2 separate regions of the Mus musculus genome follow, and region 1 is linked to region 2. The links are chromatin loops, found by intact Hi-C in ENCODE. Cell type or tissue: left cerebral cortex. All regions are shown on one strand. Each heading gives the region's core, and the rest is flanking DNA. Links, peaks and the distances in the headings are about the cores only.

Region 1 (8,000 bases), core at 1-8,000, 410 kb before region 2:
TAAGGTGTTTTCTCAGTGGGGGAGGGCCCATCCCATTGTGGGTGAAACCATGCTGGTGGTCCTGTCTGCGTTCTATAAGAAAGCATGTTGAGCCAGCCCCATGAAGCAAGCCAGTAGGCAAGAGCACCCCACCGTGGCCTCTGTATCAGCTCATGCTTCCATGTTCCTGCCCTGTGTGAGTTCCTATCCTGCCTGACTTCCTTCAGTAAGGATATATTGGAATATAGCAATATGGTTGAAGGAACAGCAATATGGAAGTAAGAAAAACCAACTAAACCCCTTCACTTGCTGTTTGGTCATGGTGTTTCATTGCAGCAATAGAAACCCTAAGACACCAGGTATCTAGGCGGAGTGGCAGTGAGCACCAGAGGTCTTCCCGTCTCCGCTTCCCTAGCACTGGGGTTAGACGTGTGCATCTCCATCCCTGACTTGTTTATCTGGGTGTTTGGGTCCTCATGCTTGCACGGCAAGCACTTTACCAGCTGTGTTACCCCCTAGTTCCCTTTTGTGCACTTTGCAGCCTGAGGTATTTATAGGCTGTGTCTTTCTTTCTTGGCCTGGAGGTAGAGTGACTGGCCCCTCTGTCATTTCCACGGGGCTGTGCAAGGTGGCTCGTGTCTGGACCATCAAAGCAGCACTGTCAGCCTTTCTTCAAGTAGTGGCCAAGCCACATGGTCCTCAGTGGACCAGCTACTGACTTCATTGTGCCTTACAGTCAGCAAAACCAGTAACCACCCTGTGTGGAGCATTAACACAGGAGTCACACGTGAAGCTGTGGCCATTAACTTGTTTATGGTTGGACTGCTATGCAAAGCCGAGGGAAAGTATGACTCTTTTAGGATTAATATATTGGACAGAATGTCTACCAGGAGAGGAGGCATTTGCTGATAAATAGAATTCTGCTGTTGATTTATTTAGTAATGGAGACTTGAAATTAGAGAAATCAGTGTGCGTGTGAAAGCCATTGTCATCTGGTTAATTATGTTTTGCCAGCAAGATGGGGAAACACTTTGTGCTCAGCGCAGCCAAATGCTTCCAGCCATAGTCCTGAATTGTAAATGACAGGCACCTAAGTGGGGATAAAGACAAGGCTCCCGGAATGCCACTTTCCTGGACCGATGTTGCCTCTGAGGCTTGACATCTCTGTCCACTGCTGTAACAGTGGGCTTTTTCGGTGGTGATTTTTTGTTCATGAGACATCGGTAACTACTGAAAGACCGTTGTCATAATGGTGAGAGATGAGGAATAGTAAGGAGGGCCAAGTGTGATGTGGTGACTTTGACAATGTAATGTCACTGTGAAGACACACCATGACCACAGCAACTCTTATAAAGAAAATCTTTAATTGGGCCTGGAGTACAGTTCAGAGATTTAGTCCATTATCCTCGTGGTGAGAAGCATGGCGGCGTGCAGGCAGACATGGTGCTGGACAAGGAGCTCAGAGTTCTATATCTTCATCCACAGGCAGCAGAGAGAGAGAGAGAGAGAGAGAGAGAGAGAGAGAGAGAGAGAGAGAGAGCGCCACTGGGCCTGACTTGGCTTTTGAACCCTTAAAGCCCACATTTCCTCCAACAAGACCACACCCACTCCAGCAAGGCCACACTCTACCAACTCAAATATATACGCTTGTAGGTGCCGTGTTCAGACCAACACACGTGGATACCAGTGACTTCTCTTCTGACAGGCACCTTCCCTTCTTCCAGTTCTGATGGACCATCAAGGAGTTTCACAGCATAATCTGTGATCTGTCTCTCCAATCACCTCTGCAGGGGAGGGATTAAGATGGCAGACAGAATAGTCCTGTTCAGAGACTTTCCAGCTTGAATCCCTGGAACCAGTAAATATGTTCCCTTTCATGCCAAATGGGCTATTTCAGGGTTGGTGATACTAAGGGCCTGGAGAAAGAAATTTTGTTCCCACTTAGCCAATCATGTCTGTGTAAGTTGAGGTTAGAGATGGGAGAGTCCAGGAGGCCCTGCTGCCAGTTTTGAAGATGGACAAATGGGTCTTTAGCCAGTGAACTGTGGAAGTTTCTAGAATCCAGAAAAGGCAAGAAACCAGATCATTCCCAGCCGTGTCCAGCAAGGTACAGTTAGCAGATATGCCTTGAACTGCTTTAAGCTGTCTTGTTTGCCGCAAATGGGAATTATACATGGAACTAAGCGTTTCTCCTCCTTAGGCTGCTCCTGTAAAGAAAGACTTGATCCAGTATAAAGTCAGCTCAGTTACTCATCAACAACCATCTACGATAAGCGAGTGTCTCCTGCGTGTCTATCTGAGGCACTTGGGGTAGGGTGTGAGCAACACGGGACAGGTTCCTCTTCTAATCCAGTGTCAGGAGATTGATAACTCCCAGAAGACAGACACTCGTGATCCATAGAGATGCACATGGAGGCTGGAGCCACTGCATTCAGAGATTCTGCACTTAGGGATGGGAAGGGATGGAGAAGCCATGCAGATAGAGTGTTCTCACAAGACACTGCAGGATCACGTGATCTCATCAGGGAGGAAGCACAGGGTCAGAGAACAGCCAGGGGTGCTTATGTTGATGGGCACCTTGCAGTGAACTTCAAAGCATGACACAAATATTAGTCACTGTGGCTGTGTTCCCTCTGTGCATCTGTGAGCTATGAGATCTTACTTTTGTATATGCTGAATGGGGAGAAAACAGCTATTGTCCAAAGATTCCAAGATATGCAAGCCCAAGTTGAGTATTTTCTTAGAATGTATGGGTCTGTGTGTCACAGTGACGGGACATCATTGTCTCTGTGGTCTACGAGGGATCTCCACAATACGAGTGGGGTTGTGTGGCCTCTTTCGTAGTAAAGAGAACATTCTGGGGTGGTAAAGTCAAGGGCATTGAGAAAGGGCACACAGCTGTGCTAGGGGAGAAGTCACCAAGTGATTAGACAACCTTGGCCCCTGCTTTGCAGGTGGAATGGGTGGGGCGGGCAGGTGCATTGGTTCTGCAGCCTTGTAAACAAGTAGTTCCCTGGTGGAGCCAGGCTCTGCCAGAGGAAGCAGTGAGGATATCTGGAGTCTAATCTGGGCGCTGTCTTTCTAAGGCACAGGAGGAAACGGGCAGTTTCTAATTAAGGATGCTGAAGTGCTGCCCCTGGTAAGGTCACAGGTGAAGTGTGTCTCAGCTTTCTCTATGCTGAAGAGTCTGTGTGCAAGCAATACACATTTTTATTCTTACTAATTCAGGCTATCCTTTTAGATTATACACCCCAAATGAGTTCCTCCAGATTCTCTGTAGTTCCTGTGATAAATGACGCCTCAGAATGTTGCAAGCAGAGCAGCCTTCCCTCTCCTGCCTAGTGACAGAAGCGAAGTGGGCATCTCCAGCCACGCGCCTTCCTCACACCTCCCTCATGGCTGCTGCCTCTCAGCATGGAGCATCTATAAAGGGAAAGTGAAGGGTTGCTAAGCAGGATGGGAAACTCCCAATGTAGAGATGTGGGAAAAAAATAAAAAGGGTCAAATCAGTATGTGTTATGAGTTGCACAGAAGCCCGAATCCTAGAAAGCTCCGGAAAGTAGTCCAAGCCAGAAATAACCAGGCATGCAGCCAGGATGGAGAGCAGGAGGCAGTCTTTCGATCCCTGCTGTGTGTGCCACTGTCCTGTCCTCAAGGTCAGAAATCTCTGTCCCATTTCCTTCCAATCCAGATCTGTAGCAAAAGCCTGTGGAGTACAAAGAGGAGAGACAGTCCATACGAGTGATCCTATCTCCCAAGCCCTTTGAGAGTTTTTGCATTTTATTTGCTTAAAATACTGAAAGTGTGCCAGTGCCTTGAAATAGTATGGTTCCCTGGCATTCTGCCATAAAGGTGATCATGAAAAGTGGTTTAAGGCATCTGTGAGAATTGACTTTATGAGGTACACTCTCTCATTCATCTAACCATCTGTCCATCTATCATCCTTTCATCTATTCCTACATCCACCCATTCATCCATGCACCCACCTATCCAATCCATCCATCCATCCATCCATCCATCCATCCATCCATCCATCCGAGGTATGGTAGCCACTAGATGCCAGACACTGAGCTAGGAGCCAAGCTAGGGGACAAGACCTGTATTGAGCCTCCTGGAACTCGTTGATGTAATAGAAGCCAGTAAACATGTGAGTGAATCACACACAAGTGGTGAAGTGTTGTAGAGGATGCTGACATGGTGTTATGGTAGAGAAGCACATACAAGTTGCAGAAAGGTCTGGTTTGGAATCATGTTGCTTATGGAGAAGCCCTCCACCATCACGTTTCTGAATGTGCATTTCCTGTCTCCTCCCCTCCCTGCCTGTATCCACATCCTTTGTGCCCGAATCATTACTCTACGCCCTGAGTTGTTGCTGACACCTGACACAGGTTTTCATTTACTTGGCCATCTGCCTTAGTCCATTTGTGTCTCTATCATGAGATATCTGAGGATGCCAGCAAACCGTGACGTTTACTCTGCTCACCATTCTGATGGCTGTGGGGTCTGATCAGCACAATGCAGACACCTAGAATGACATGCCAGAGGAGGACAAAGGATGTCTGCTGAGGGCAGAATGGCCATGCTTGTGGAACATGTCTGCTTCACATGACCACAAGCCTTGCCCCCTCTGCACTCCCTCCTCTCTTCCTAACACTCTCCCTGCCATGGGGTGGCTGTCATTCTAGAGCATCTTCTAACAAGCCTACTGAAAGATCACCTGATTGTTAGCCAATGGGATTTCATCTGCCTTACTCTTTACCATTGGTTCCAGTCCAGAGCCTGCGAAGTTTAGATGCTACCAACATGCAGAGAACCAAGATGCAAGTGACTGTCGTCCAGCCACAAGGAAAGGACTTCTAACAGGCATGGGGTTGCTTACTCTAGAGCATTATGCTCTCTGGATATGTAGCTTGAAGATCATATTCATCCACCCTTCCTGTCTGTCCATTTATCCATCTGCTCAGCTCTGGCAGCCTTTTCCGTTGTCTATTAAACTAACTTAATTGTCCTATTGATTCCTCTTAACTGATTCTAGTGTGTCTTTGACATATGCCCCTATGCATTTGTTTAAGAATAATTTTAAGAATATAGATGTGTGTATATTTTCCTATGCCCATAAGTATGGAGGGGGAGGGAGGAGAGAAGAGAGAAGTAAAAAACAGAACACATTTGGCTTAGACTTCTTTAAATGAGCTTAGAATACTTAAAGTCACCAACTGTTGTCAAAATAATCTAACTGAAAACCTTTTTTATGATATATTATTGACTCTCTCATGTAATTTATAGAGTATTATGTTAAAAAGAAATGACAAGGGCCAGGGAGATGGCTTGGTCAGGTGCTTGTCTGTACAATCATGAAGACCTGCATGTCTGTCCCCAGCACCTGCTCAGAAAACCCTAGAACTGACTAGTTCAGAGAGGGATAGTGTCCTGGAATGAGAGAGACAGACAGACAGACACAGAGACAGACAGAGAGAGACAGAGAGACACAAAAAGCACAGCACCATAAAGGACAACTCCCAACCTCGACCTCTGGTCTCCTTGCATACATAACCCAACACGCCCACAGTGCCTAATGGATTATAATGTGTGCTTGAGTTTTATTTGAGAAGCCCCATAATGAGATTGAAACTTAGAGATCTGTAAACATTGGATTTGAATACACGCTACCAGTTGTACAATGAGAAAACCCCCTTCTCCCATTGGTGCTCAAAATCTATGCTCTAGAAACTCAGAGAGAACTTGCCATGAAGAGAATTTTATTCTTAGAGCATCCTGCCAATTAAAATAGCCCATACAGAGTACGCTTGGAAAGTGGCCTCCGCCATTTATTTTCTAAGATTCCACATTGACAGGGATAACTTATTATTTAGCCGTGACTGGTCTGGTCTAGTTTTATTGCCTCACGCACTTGCTGACCCTATTGATTTACCCTGAAAGTCTAATTTAGTCCGGGAGACCACCTGTGATTTCTGTACATTTCACATGCGGAAGAGCATCGTTCTCAGCAACTTGTTCTCTCTGATTTCCTTCGCACATGAGAGTTGATGTAGAAAAGACAGCTGAGCAGAGCCTGGCAGCCTTTCAAAAGCACGCAGCCAAGTCTCCATTTACTCACTCTAATTTGAAGCTCTGTATGCCGGGTGTAGCCACCCCTCTCCCAAACCACGTGAGACTGAGATCTCCCGAGACACAGCGAGGCTGCAGAAATTGAAATTACCTTGGCGTGATAGATTTTTCTAATCTTCTTTCTTTCCTGAAAACCAAGAATTTTGAAACTGCTGGTGCCAGTTTTATGCAGCCCAAGCAGATGAGGATGATGCACATAGATGGAGAGGTGGTTTGAGAGTGAGATTGGGCTCTGAGGTCTCGGGAGCTTTGTGTGCAGAAGTTTCTGTCTAGTCAGGCTTCCGTGGAATGTGTCTGTGTTGTGCTTCGTGTACTAACCCATGCCTCAAACTAACAAAGAGCCTTCCTCTCTGTTACACAATACTTGGGTCTTCTGAAAAATACGCTAGACCATATGGTTGATGTGTCCATCAAAGTAGCTGCTTTAAAACAGAAATGTCATAGTCAAAGCCAAAGATGTTTTGAGCTTCTCTTTATAAATTTTTACAAAAGAAACAAATGTGCATGTGGCAGAGCGTGCAAGAGTGAAGAGCAAGTGGAGGAGAAGCGCTCTGTTCTCTCCCAATAAAACCTCCAGACCTTGAATGTCTTTTTAAAGAAGAGAATCCAGTCTTGGGCAGTTACTTAGATTTCATTACATAAGTCAGATACCACTGGGGGGCCTTGCACTGGAGACTAACAAGGGATCTAACCTAAATGCGCCTTGGGGAAGGGTAGAATTCCTGTAGGATGCTCAGCAATGTATGTCAGTATAGTGTATGCCAGATCCACTGTGCAAAGATGGCGAGTCAGATGCCTCAGTGACCTGGGGACAACCCATTTTTAAGATTCCTTTAATGGTGATGTGTTTTCCCTATCATGTCCCTTTGGCATGTCCCACCTCCCCCTTGCTTTCTCCGGGGCTGCTTTTTGTGTTTGAGACTCTTGAAGAAGTGAAACCCCACAGGGGCGGAGAGTGGCCGTCAGGGTAAAGACAACATAGAAGACCTTCAGGGAGATACCTGCTAATCTGGGTTAGTGTCTGCAGATAAGGGCACATGATGTTCCCTCCTGTGCATGGAGATATGTGCAAGGTCCACAGCTGAGATCTGCAGTTACTGAGACCTGAAGCTGAAGACTTTCTGAACACTGCCGTGTGCTATGGGTTTTTTTTCCTGCATGTCCTGCATCATTGCTGCATAGAGCAGAGGTCCTCTGTCCTTCCGTGCTTGGTTCACCTTGTCTCCGTAGCATTTCTGCTCTTGAACATTGGCAGTTGTACCGATGGAAACCTGAAGCTGACGCTATAACTTCTTCAGCCGTTCCTGTGATAGCATCTTGGCAATGTTAAGGGAGGGAGGATACATTTTGGATAATCATGTTTGGAAGCTACAGTCAGCATGATGCAGGCATGGTGGTGGTGAGGACAGCTCCAGCTGTGGGGGCAGGACCGTGAGGCAGCTGGTCACATGGCATCCAGAGTCAGGAAGCAGAGAGATTAACTGGCTTCCTCTTTTCCTTTTGATCCAGGCTTTGACTCAGCATAAGGAATGATACCACTCACATTTAGGGCGAGTCTTCCATGTCCCAATAGGCCTCTCTAAAAGCACCCTCAAAGACAGTCTCAGAGGTGTGTCTCCTGGGTGACTGTAAATCCAGTCAAACTGATAATGAAGATTAGCCATTATATACCATAATACCTTGACAGTTGGCCTGCTGGGTGACTGACAAGAGGGTAGCAAATATAACACAGACAGAAAAATAACTTTATGACTCAGATCCTTGGAGGGGCCAGGCCAGATAAGGTGAGATTTCTCTACATTATGTAGAACTGTACACCATTTAGGAAAGGAGAACTGTTTATGGTGCTCACAGTTTAATGATTTTATACACATTTGGATGGAGGTAACAGT
Region 2 (13,134 bases), core at 2,135-10,134:
CAGCAGACACCACAGAGCCACCACCTCCATTCAGAACTGGAACTGATCAGAAAATATCCGTAATAGGACCACCCCTGTGGAGCTGTCTTCAATCCTGCTGTGGAAAGGAGGGAAGTGGAGCAGCAACAGAGCAGAGATGTACAGAGCCAGCCCAGGGCGGGGCCACTAAAATAGACCGGGATCTCGCTTGACCCAGGTGAGAAAAGGAGAAAGCTGTTATATGAACGTTGGTGAGGCACCAGTGTTATGTAAATTATCTGAAGCCAGATGGAAGACTAAGTCTGTTTGTTTGTTCAGTTTTTCAAACATCTACTCAACCTTCAACCGGCCCTTCTAGTTACACAGCATAGGATTAAGAAGTCGACACCCTCCTGGCGTCCACATATAACAGGTACCCACATGAACCAGCTACTAATCAGGGTGGAAGATTGACTGAGCTGAAGCCAGTGTGCTGGATCACAAAGACCAGGCAAAGAGGCTGCAAGTCTGTCTGAGCACCCATGCAGCTGTTTCTAGAAGCCTTAAAAGAAGGCCCATTGCGTTGCTAGGGAGATGGTAATCGGTCCTGAGGAGCTTGCCCTGGAAGCATAAGGACCTGCGTTCAGTTCCCAGAATTCATATTTTAAAAATCCTAGTCGATTGGCCGGCCAGCCTAGCCAAATTGGCGAGGTTCAGGGTCTCAAAAGATGAGGTGGACAGTAAGACCACCCAAGGTTAATCCTGCCTCTATTTGTAAATACACATGCGTACACACCAGTAAGGGAAGAAAGGAGCTCTTCTTCTGCGTGCCCACAACAGTGGACTTAAGTGTTCGAGTGCATGCACACACACACACTCACACACACACACACACACACACACACACACACACACACACGCACGCACGCACACACACAGACATACACACACACACACACGCGCGCGCACACACACACACACGCGCGCGCGCACACACACACGTACATGCAAAGACATACACAGAAATACAGCTGGAGGTTCTGTTGTATTTAGAAAACAACAATAAAACGTGCAACAAGAAAAGGCCATTTTGTCTCCCCTCCCCCACAGAACCTCAGGAAAGCTACTGAAATGTGATTTGGTCCTCCTGGGGGACTGAGCCCAAGGAGCCTTCCAAAGAAAATGGAATTGTTTGTTCTACACTCAACTCAACACTCACTGTACATTCTGCCTGGAAACCACAGCAAAGGAGACCAGGAACAAAAGGGAACACAGGCAGAGGTTAGCGATTCCCTCCTAGAGGGCTAGGCTGTTCTCCAGATCTGTCCCACTACGACAGGCTCCCTGGGGGTTTGCTGAGAAACCCCTTCTAACGGCCCTCCTCAAGTGGAAACCTGTTACAAGCTCAAGGAAGAATGAATTTCTGAGACAACCTCTCTGGCGTCTATGAACCAGGCAGTGGTGCTGTGCGAGAGAAAATAGGATGGAAATAGAGCAGTGTTGTGGCAACATTTTCACAAGCAAAGAGAAAATAAAATCAAACATTTCGTTTCTAAGCACCATACTCTTTCCTACCCCCAAAGGTGCCTATTTTTGTTGTTGTTGTTGTGTTTCTTCTAATAAATTGCTTTTACAACAATGTAAAACCCTGAGACAATGAGTTTTTATTTGAACATTCTGCTTGTGACTGGGACTCCACACCAGTAAAACTTGTTGCCAACAGCTCTGATCCGCTTCTGAAGAAGGAATTCTCTCACCCAAGGGTCTCAGTTTCAGCCACGCACTGGCGTCCCCTGGAATATCTTATACACATACTAGTGCCTGGTCCTCCCTCCTCACAGTCTGATGTGTAACGGGTCTGTGCACTTGTATGTGGCACTGAGTTTTTAAGTTTGCAAGTAGATTGTAATACATGCTTGTCATAGTTCTAGTTCAGTGTTGACCTGATTGTATCTGGATCAAATAAGAGACATGATCTGGGAGTGTATGTCCTGGAAAGATTAACACAGAAAGGGAGTCCCCCAGCGTAGGAGACACCTCCCAGGCAGCCCAGGAAGAAAGAGCTTCCAGAGAAAACCAGTACTGCCTTGTGTGCCCAACTCTGCTACTCTCTGGCCGGGTATTTCCCCTGCTCCTGCCTCTTTTGTGGCTGGTATCGTTCTCTGACAGAGCTCAGCTTCTTTGTCCTTCCAACGAGGACTGAAGACCAGCTGCTATTGTTGGACTGTCCAACTCATATTGATAAGCCCATCTAAAATCCCCTTTGTAACAGATAACCTTTCCATCAGCTCTGTTCTCCAGGGAACTCTGACCAATACAGCACTGGAAGCTGAGGGCCAGTGGGAGACAACCTGGCACCAGGTACGTGTGTTGCTGCACTTAAGATGAGCCTCGTGCGCCACAGGATGAACCACATCCTCTCCTCTGATATCCAACCTCACGGTCTCTCCAAACTCGGTGCAGTAGTCTCTGTGACATGCATTGAAATGAAATGAAAAGCTGGGGCAGTGTCAGAAAGAAATGCTGAAACAGAACAGAAGGCTCACTAAATTGAAATCTGTGGAGCCCCCAAAGGAGGGTGTCCCTCACAGTGTCTCCCCACAGTTCACCAGTGCCCCCAGCCTCCCTGCAGCAAGCTGCTCCTCACTGGTGTGCTTTGACTGTCAGCTTCAATCTCTACCTGGTCCAAGGAAGCACACATGTCCTCTCCCAGGCCCTCCACACCCACATCTATACACCATAGCCGGATATAAGTCCCGCTTACTTGAGAGGCAGATGTGTGACAAGGCGCGTGTGCAGTGGTGCACCCAGCTTCTATGCCTGTGCACTTGCTAGTCACACAAGCAAAGGACACCCTATATCTATCAGAGAGTCTGAGCAGAGGCCTCCACGGGGACATCTTAGGCAACTTATCCCATGGAGGAGTTACAGAACTCCACAACCCCTGCACATATCATAGTATAACCTCAGGCAGGAACCTCAAACAGAAATGGCTTCAGAAGCCAGAAAGACAGGGGCTGAGTTGAGAGTACAAGACAGTAGAGGATGCTGGGTATTGGACTCATCTAATAATTTCCCATACTGAAGTCACAAAATATGAAAATGACCATGGCATCCAAACAAAACACATTTGGAAGTCAGTGGCCCCATGAGCCCCAGCATTTGAATTCAGGACTAAACCCATAGTAAGACAAAATATATCTTCTTCATCTGACCTCCAAAACATATGTCCCAATCTTAGAAGCAATGCTTCGAAGCACATCTATCTCTGGTAGATGCAGGGTGTCCTTTGCTTGTGTGACTAGCAAGTGCAGAGGCTTGGGATCTGGGAGCATCACTGCCCACGTGCCTTGTCACACACCCTCCTCTCAAGACAGGAGTCTGAGCTCAGGGCGACGTCCTCATTGCTGCCCCTCCAGCAGGAGAGTCCATGGAGTGTCCTTAAAGGGATGATATTTGCCGAAAGGTTGCTTTCCGGGAGGTGGTTTGAGGAAGTTCGGAAAAATTTAGGATGTGATATCTAGCTGGAGGAGGCAGGTAACTAACTGGAAGTATGTCCTTTAGACTACATGTTCCCCCAGCCTTCTCCCTCCATCTGGCTCTGATTCCTTCTTCCCTGAGATGAGCAGCCTCTGTCACATGACTTGCTTCCATGATGCTGTGCCTCACCAAGACCTAGACTCAGTGGGGCTGGCACTGTGGACTGCAGGGCCTGGTACTTAGAGGGAGTTTAACCCTCTTCCCTTCCTATGGTTACATCAGGGAGTTTGTTACGGTGACTGGAAGTCTGGCCAAGGCAGAGCTTCTGAATCATGGGTTGGCTTTACCAGCCATTCTGCACTTTTGACTCACCTGCTCCCTCCCCTTCTCAACTCTCCTCGGCTGAGTGGCCATTTATATCTTCAGTCCAAGTAGATGCTCCTTCTTCTCCCACTTAGTGTCTCATGCTCTTCCCTTGGCAGCTCGAAAGTCTCATGAATTCCCAATGGCATCTTGTATTTAGTTGTTCATGGAAGCAAACCCTTTATGACTGTAAATATCTGTTTGTATTTGTTACTTCTCTACTGCTGTGATAAAACACCATAACCAAGGCAGCTTATAAAAGGAAGATCCCATTTGAGCTTATAGCTCCGGAGGGATCAGAGTCCATCATGGCAGGGAATCGTAGCAAGTAACAGACATGGCGGTAGGAAAGGCTGAGAGCTCAAATCTCAACACAAACAGGAAGCCAGCTGAAAGCACAATGGGAATGACCTCTGGGTCTACCTCCAATGACACACTTCCTCCAACAAGACTTACTAATCCTCCTGAAACAGCACAACCTACTGGAGACCAAGCATGCAAATGCCAGAGCCCACAGGGTCATTCTCTTTCAAACTACCACACAGCCTCACCAGGCTGGTTTGGAATTCCTTGAATGTCAGATGATACTGTTTGCTCCTGAGTTCACACAGCATGGTAGTGTACTAATACTGCTGGTGGCAGTGAACCTTTACATATGCAATAGCAGAGTATACCTATGTGTTGACATAGGAAATATTGATAAGAATGTGGACAGCTGTATCATTTGTAGCATCCTTACAATATATTCAGTAACCTCTGTTTATAAGCTGCAACGCCAAGAGAAAAAGTCATGCCACAGAGACTTGATGAAGCATGTCATAACTCACACGCCATCTTAAAACATATATTAAAATGATAGCTTTGGGGACACACACATATATCATGAGCTCTGCTGGTTTCAGAAGGCTGCTGTAACCAAGTCTCACAATGGGGTGGCTTCCCCAACAGAAACTGACTATCGTGCAGCCCTGTTGACTGATGTGTCAGCAGGATTAGTTCTCTCTGAGGCTGTGAGGAGAAAGAATGAAGGAAACTGAGAGCCAGATGAACAAACACTCTGTGATCAAATGATGGATGCACTTGCAGCCTGGCTCAAGTCCTCAGACCTCTGATTATCACCCTCTCCTTTCCCAATGTGTAGGAGGAAAATGGGGGAAATGGGACATACAAAGATCAATTGCGCCTATATTCTTATGGTTAGGCACTATGTCAATTACTTTTCTCATCACTGTATCAAAAATCCTTAATGGGGGAGGGGCAGTGCAAGCAAAAGGGCTTCTTTAGGGCGTTCTGGTTTCAGAGGGATTAAGAGTGTGGTGGAATGACTCCTTCCACAGAGACAGTGTGAGGCAAAGGCTTGTTCACATGTATGCAGGTGACAGAGGATGTCGGCTGGGGTTGGGGGAAAGTATAACCTTTAATGGCTTGCCTTTAGTGACCTAATTCCTCCTAAATCCCACCTCCTAAAAGCCCCACAGTCTTCAAAGTAGCCCCCCTCACTCAGGAGCTGGGGTTCATGACAGGAGCCTGTAGAGGACATTACAGACTCAAATCACACAAGGTATGGAGTCAAGCGAGCAGAAGCACTCAGATGTCTACCACCCTCCATTCTGTTGACAAAACAACTGTTTGAAGAACTTAAATACCAAATGTGGACACATAGAGATTCGTGACTAGTATAATTATAGTGACACTCATCAAAGGAATTTGGCCTAGGGCAGTGGACAGCCTTGAATAATTACAATGATTGCATATTCTCTATATCAAATGTATATATACAGTAAACTGAAAGGATCTACGAAAGCTGGGTGTGGTATGGGTCATTTCCAGAGTGAGGGGATCTATTCAGCCTGCCCAATCTGCAGTTACTTCCTCTGTTCAGAAATGGCCTCTCGGTCCGTAGAAGTGGATCTTCTCAGCAAACGTATGCTAGATACCTAGTTGTCACTGAGGTATTCCGGGGCAGACAAGGGACCAGGACTGTGAAGAGCCCAGCTCATCAGCTAAGTGATTTCTAAGATCTGGAGTTAGGTGCTGTGTATAAGCACCTTGCTCTTCTTGGATAGGAAATCTAGACACAGGAGAGGCAGATAGACATTAAAAAAGGTAAAAATAGAGAAAGATATCATAGATAGATGGATAGATAGATAGATAGATAGATAGATAGATAGATAGATAGATAGATAGATAGATGATAGATAGATAAATGGATAGTTAGATGGTAGACAGATGGTAGATGGTAGAGAGATAGATGGAGACTACCTGTGTTCATATCCATGGTGGGTTTTGGAAAAGGTCCCTGTATTCTCAATCATGCCTTGTCTTTGTGTGAGGTCAAGTTAGTTCCTGTATGTGTAACCGCAGGGACCTGACTAATATAGCTCAGCAGATGGCAGGAACAAAGCACAGAAGAGAAAGGAGATGAATTTCTCAGCTAACAGGTGGCAGGGAGGGTGCGTGTGCCTGGTCCCATCCCTCCAACTTTGCCCACACACTTACCTCTACGGCCCACTCGGGAGACACATTTCCAGCTTTCTTTTTCTTTTTCTTCTACTTTTTCTTCAATGCAGAGTGAGAAACAAATGAAAGAAACAAAACATTCTAAATGATTAGTCTCTGCCAATGGAGCTGGACAGCCTCCAGCTTCCCACATAGTCACCGTCAAGCAGCTGTCCCCAAGAGCGCAGGAGGAACTGCTAAGCCGGGGAGAATTCTGCTTTGGGAGCAAGCACACGCTGGTCCCAGAAACAGAGAGGTAGAACAGTCAAGGACACAGAAAGCGGTTTTATACCAGGAAGTTTGAATGCAAAGGTTAAGCAGACCAACGAGCGGCCAGTGTGGGGCGGAGCCCACAAAAACCTCCTTTAATCTCAGGAAGAACTGAATTACTATTAAATGAGTTGATACAATTTACAGCTAAGGAAGAGGAAATACAAACTCACTTACTGGCATGTTTCCATGTCTACCAGGTGCCCATGCTGACAACAGTTCTCCCTTAAACAGACTGCACCATTTGGAAAGAATTTCATTAAATCCAGCTAGGGCCCGACCATGCCTTCTCTAGTACCTGGGTGCTTCATCTAGCCATGCCTTCTCTAACTTTCCTCCACAGTAAATAGACTGATGGCTGGTTTAGGGTTGGCTGTAAACGTGTGCTCCATGCATGGATTATGTTAAGTCAGACATACTGTGGGACTGGTCAAAACTGGAACTGCAGCTTGGGAACACCCTCATGACCATTGAGTCCCTCCCCCCCCCCCCCATGCAACCCAGAGGCTCCTCTTTCCACACTGCTCTTGAACACACCAGCATTGCTTCCTTCAGAAGACCTGTGAGCACTGGGCGAGCTGGGCAGCAGAGCTCTTGCCCAGTACGCCTGAGCCTTGAGATTCCACAGCCCCTAGCACCACACAAAAGGCACTAAGAACTGGTAAGGGGCTCGAAGACAGAGGAATGGCTATGTGCAACAGCTCGCTTCTGACGAACACAGAGCTACATTTCTGATGGACGACTGGCTGTATTCTATCAGGAAAAGGGACCCCAATAAGCACAAAGGGCTAACGGGGTTCGTAGCTAAGACGACAGGCAGTAATTTCAAAATGGTACTCTGCATGATTGATCCGCTTTCAGGAGGCCTTCCATGGCAGGGCTCTGAGAGGTCTTTTATCATTATCTCTTTCCTCTGCCCTGAGTTTTTCTGCGAGGACTCTGCGCAACTCTCTCTCTAAGCCTGGCTCCTATGTCACTTTCAACTCCCCTTCAGGGCTCAGTGAGCCCCAGTTCAATCTCCTGGGAGCACAGACTTCTTGGTCTTGCTGCTTTCCTTCTCCAGCATAATCCTGTCATGATCTTTATGTCCTCATACGTACCTGAGGCCTGTCCTTGTGATTACTAATTCCACCCCATCTCTCTGCAGTAAATTGAGCTGAGAGCCATTGAAAGTACAGGCTCTGAAAGTACTCTACCAGTGAGATATGCCCCACACCTCTTCTCTTTGGTTTCAACAATTTTGCCTTCCAAATTTTCTTTCTGCTGTGCACTTTAGCTTGGTTTGGATAGTGGAGGTCCTCAGCTGACCTTTCTTTCTCTTTCCAGCTCTACTGCAACAATTCTGACTCTGATGTAGTAAGGATGCTGCCAGTGGTCTAAAGGACATTTCATTCATTTCGAGAAAAGGGTGAAGGGGAAAGTTCCCCTTGCGTGGTATTTTCTTCCCACACCATCATAACAGGAGTCAGGAGACCAGCATTTTGCAAAATCTTTCAGAGCAATATTATTTCTAAGGATTAAACCTAAAGGGAATTCAAAGTCAGCCATAAACAGCGAAGTTAAAAGGCTTGTTAAGTCTCTCCTGCTCTGATGTACTTGAGTCCTAGCTTGCAAGGAAGCTTCTGATGTATAAAGAGGCACGGGGGGATCTCAGAAAATACAAACTTTTAGTCAGGCGATGAGCTTCAATTTCTATTTATCAGATGTTCTGCCCTGGTGATCTGACGTTCTTAGTATGTATGGGGATAGCAAGCATGTGCCAATCTGTCCAGCTAAAACCAAGGTTGGAATTTAGGGCAACTAAAGCCTTTCCGCCTTCATCATCCCCTCTGACTGCTTGGAATTGGACAAGTCTGAGAACTGACATGCCATTCAGTATCAGCGGATGGAAGACAGAAGGAGCCACAATGGAAAGGAAGAAAAGGAAAGTGGAAAGATGTGACTCCCCAAATCTCTGCTTCCCTTTAAAACTCAGCTGCTACCTTGTCAGAAATACCCCACTATGTGTGTTTTTAAAGATTCTGTGTTTCCTTTATCTAACCGAAGTTCCACCAGGGCTGGGGGAGATGGCTCTGTGGGTATAGGACTTGCTATATGAGATGGAGACTTGACTTAGAGTCCTCAGAATCCATGTAACATTGGGTGTAGTAGCACAGACATGTAATCCCACCTGTCCTACAGGGAGATGGGAGGGAGAGACAGGCGAGCCCCTGCAGGGACTCACGCCAGCGGGCCCAGCATATGTAGTGACCATAAAAGCTAAATATCATTCCTCTAAAGTGTAGAAAACAACGACTGATGCTCAAGCTACCCAGAGTCTTGTATCAGTTACACAACTGAGTTTATAATTAAATAAAAATTAAATGTTTAGGGTTTTTTTTTAATTAATAAAGCAAAGATTTAGAGCTTGACTTCATTCTCTTAAGATGTTGAAGGAAGCCAAACACAAAATTGATCATAACTGAAATATTGAAGCAAGCCCCATTCCTTCACAGGAGTGGCTGGAGACTGCACGTGGACTGTAGTTTGACATGGTAATCCTAATTTTTTTCATATCACTATAATTAAGCCTTACCCTTACAGGTTATGTATGACAATATATTTGCAACAGAGTGAGACATAAGAGCCCTGGGAAGCCATAAGATGCCCAATAAAGGTGGCATCAACACCTCTAGTAACCAAGAATGTTTATAAGGCTTAGAAATCCAAAGACACTATGAACATCAGGTATGTAACATGTAGCATGTTTCCTCAGGGCATCTCAATAAAGGTTTTCAAAGAAAGAACATCCATTGAATACAAAATCAATGAATCCAGCAAGGCTTATTAAGTTCCTTTAGGACTTTAAGCACCCATACTGGAAGAGACATTACAGCATTTAAATGTGTCTGAGGTGGTCTTCCAACGTTGTAACAAAGTGTCAGTCTTCCAACATTGTAACAAAGTGTCAGAGTCTTCCAACGTTGCAACAAAGTGTCAGAGTCTGGTTACTGTACAAAGGAAGATGTTTATTTAACTTACAGCTTTAGAGAGTACTAGCCTAAGTGTTGGTCTTTCTGCTTGGATGGGAAGGTGCCTTAGGACACAGAAGCCCAGGAACCACACAGCTCTAAGGGCAGACTGTATCCCAATAGGAGGGCGCACTGAGACACAGGGGTCCAGAAACCATGTAACTCTTAGCAGAAGCCTCCTCAGCCAGCAGAGGTGGTGTAGCTGCCAGGGGAGGGGATCACTAGCTGAGCTGAGGAGCTCAGGAGCTTCAGCCTGGCTTCTCCTCTCCCCTTCTTCCCGTCCTCCTTTCTCCTTCATTGCTTCTTGTCTTCATCTAACGAGATAATCACACCATGCAGCAAATCTCATAAAAGAGATTTATTGGGAGGGTTTAGGGTGTCGAGGGACAAATCCAGGAGTGGCTGCCTCTGCTCCTAGGAGGGAGCAGACAACAAGAAATCAAAGCCCAGTACTTATATAGGGGTTCTTTCTAGGGGAAGAGATTTTTAGGGTGATTTTCAGAGTGAGGATTGGTAGGATTTCAAATCCTGAGCTTGGGAGCTTGGGGACTGGTGGGTTTTCTTGTTCAGAGATTGTTGGGTTTTTGTGGGAAGTTCAGGGATTGCTGGGGTTCAGACTATTCACCTAAAATTAGCATAATCTGGGGAGGGGCTGGCTACTGGAACTCCTCAGGCCTGGCCGCTTTCCAGCCCTGATGGTTTACAAAGTTTACAAAGTATACAAAAAGTTTACAATGGGAGTCCAAGGCAGGGAAAGCCTTGCCTACCACTTGGATTGTGTAAATACCCAACCCTAAGACATGGCCCAGTTTGCTCTGCCTCTGGTAAGAGGCTCGTGGTAGACAGCATCACGGTGAAGAGAGAGTAGGAAGAGTCACATGGTATGACAAGACGCTGCAGAAAGGGAAACGTCTTGTTCTCTTATACTGACTTCTCCAGATAGAACTGAGGGCCAACAAGAACTGCTAGTCCTTCTACGAGGAGACCCCAGTGTCTGATCTACCTTGCCCTGTACTGTGCCTCTTACAGGTTCTAGTACCTTTCTATACCACCTCACTGGGGTCAAACCTCTGACACATAGACTCTTGAGAGATCCTCTGAAGCGAAAGTAGTCAGGATCACCTCAAATCCTTAAGACTTGTCGGCACATCTTATCTCAGCCCTCAGTACCAGCGAATCTGTTCCTTCATGAGGTGCACCTTCATGATAGGCATTTTAGAATGAAACTTTGAGACAAAGGATGGAGACATTAATATTCTCACAGAGCAATGGGGTAGCTTCAAAGGAAGTTCTAAACGGGAGAGCGCTCTGTTCTACAGAATTCCCAGACTTGATTCCATTTTGGAGATGAAGCTGAAACATAGTCACTGTGACCCAGAATCTACACAGGAGACAGATGGGAACTGCCCTCTGTACAGAATGGTGAAACGGAAGTTCTATACATCATTAGAGCCACTGAGGGTGTGACTTTGTAGATCAAAGAACCCATGCCGCACGTAGGCATGTGTCCTGGACTCAGTTTCATCCCAGCAGTTGGGACAAAATGGAGACAGTTGGACAAGTTCAGGCTCACCTAAAATAATGCTTCTATCTAAAAGAGTAAAGAGACTCAATGCCTTTTTTCACATAGGTGCCCATTCCTTTCTTTCCCAACTATTCCACAAGGCACCCCTCTATGTAGGGGCAGGAGAGGTGGGGGTGGGGAGTGCAGCCTCAGCTGAGAAGTGTATCCACAGCAGAAGTCCATCCCTTTTCAGAGGGATCCACCAACCTGCTACCTAAGAGCCATGGTTGCTATGCTGCTGGCTCAGGTGCCTGAACCACCCCAAGGTTGCAAAGCTGGGCTGGAATTTGAAATCTCGGAGTCAGAGCCTTGCTCCTAATTACTGCCCTTCCCTGAATCGGCTGACATCATGCCAGACTTGTGAAGGTTTTCCTTCCATCCACGGAGACAGATCTGAGCAGATGGTAACAGCTGTGAGGAAGCTGATGTTCAAAGTGGGGTGACAATAAACTGGGAGAGATAACCTTCTCCTGCTCTCTATGCCCTGCATCACGGCCCCCGTCCATGTGTTTGGTATCATCACCAACACTCCTTGCTTTCAAGTTCTTGGTTTGCTTTTTTTGAATGTTGTTTCTCATCAGCTATACCACGCATGGAGTCAGGACTCACGGTGTGCAGGATCCAGGCCATCTTCAGCATCATCCAAGTGGAAAATGATCCCTGGCTCATAGTAAATAGCAAAACTGTGCAGTATGCCTAGAAATCACACATCAGTTTTCTAGATGCTTCCTTGGGGGCATTTACAATATTCTTGCTCTCGGTATTTTATATTCTGTTGCTTCTGATGTTTTCCTGGAAAACAATTTGATTACTCTGAGAATTCAAAAGGACAGTGTGAATGGAGAATTAAATAAGTTTTTCATGTTATAAAAGACCTTCCCGTGGGAAGTGATGGGGAGAACCAGTCTTCGCCCATTAGAGCCCTGCACGACTAATTAGCACTGGCTTGCAATCAAGGCTATTCTTTGGGTGGCCACTTCCTTCCGAGCCTGTGACACAGCCCATCTGACCCCTGCTTCCTATTTTCAACTTCACACAATGAATCCTTCCTAAAATGTGTCTCTCTCCCTTCGGAGAATGAAACTTGCAGCACTAGCTCTCTCCCCCACTGCTTCTCTTTGCAGTTTTCTTTTTATTCTTTGAGCTCTCTCTGCAATGAAAGTTCCTTTTCTAGTCTGCAAAGACCTTTCACACTGGAAAAAATTGGAGTTTGGTGCTACATAAAGTGTAGGCCCTGTGACAGCAAATGATTAGAGAGCATTTGGTGCAGAATTTTAATCCCCGACCCCACTGGGAGCCTGGGATTATCCCCCAGAGCACGTTCAGGGGCCCTGTGGGGAACCAAGGACACGGGCCTCCGAGTAAGCTGGAGTTCATATATAGTCCCAAATCTATCACTTTCCAGTGTGCCGTGAACTAGTTAGCTGAGCCTTCTCTGCCTTGGCTTCTCATTTGTAAGATAAAGATTCTTAATTTTATTTTTAGTGTATTTAGAGTAGAAAATTTGAGTCTTAATTCTGGGTTTCAGAGTCATTTTGAAGGTTTGGTGAGGTCAAAACAGTGACTACTGCAAAAGACATCATTTTCTTTGTGGGGTTTGAGAGGAAAAGTCAAGGCCAGAGAACAGGGCCTGAAGTAGAGATGTAGAGGGAGACTGGGTGCCTTTGTAGAGACAGGGCCTGGAGGTCCTAAAGTCAATGACCATGACAAATGCAGGGCCACAGTCAAGAGGCTCAGGCAAGGGCTGCAGGATGAGGGAGGCTTCCCGGTGGCAGCTGCTGTACGGTGGTAGCTGCTACTGAAGACTGCAGACAGCCCCAAGCTGATCCTTCCTGATCGAATGACCTTTCTTTAGCTTGCAGTTAGAGACTTTATTCTGCTTTGAAAGGTCATTACACAGATTAAATTAGACAACAACTGCAAAGTACTTCACCAAGGGTGTGGCACAGTAGGCCTTTAATAACCGATATCACTTCGTGTTACTTACTC

The links. Hi-C counts contacts between places; a loop is a spot of excess contacts. Peaks named below come from ENCODE experiments on the same cell type or tissue, not always from the same donor. Only the 100,000 strongest peaks of a DNase experiment are listed, where the experiment ranks them.
Region 1: it touches region 2 in a loop (7-fold over the local background); 3 of 42 quality-filtered maps call a loop at or near these places.

Annotation. Positions count from the first base shown.
Region 1 is chr3:153,480,361-153,488,360 of GRCm38, reverse strand. All of the region lies in intron 2 of St6galnac3 (ST6 (alpha-N-acetyl-neuraminyl-2,3-beta-galactosyl-1,3)-N-acetylgalactosaminide alpha-2,6-sialyltransferase 3), which reads left to right. Among named protein-coding and RNA genes, the nearest start is that of Gm46831, 25 kb to the left of the region's middle. In left cerebral cortex, for the core only: no CTCF peak of the experiment used is centred there; DNase peaks (open chromatin) are centred at 3,417, 6,090, 6,581 and 6,965; H3K4me3 peaks cover 347 bases; H3K27ac peaks cover 2,109 bases.
Region 2 is chr3:153,071,706-153,084,839 of GRCm38, reverse strand. Gm40182 (a long non-coding RNA gene) reads right to left here. Exons shown (of 3, transcript XR_867778.1): 2 at 11,755-11,937; 3 at 9,626-9,995. Gm52620 (a long non-coding RNA gene) reads right to left here and starts at 6,569. Exons shown (of 2, transcript XR_003954593.1): 1 at 6,301-6,569. In left cerebral cortex, for the core only: no CTCF peak of the experiment used is centred there; DNase peaks (open chromatin) are centred at 6,391 and 6,737; H3K27ac peaks cover 852 bases.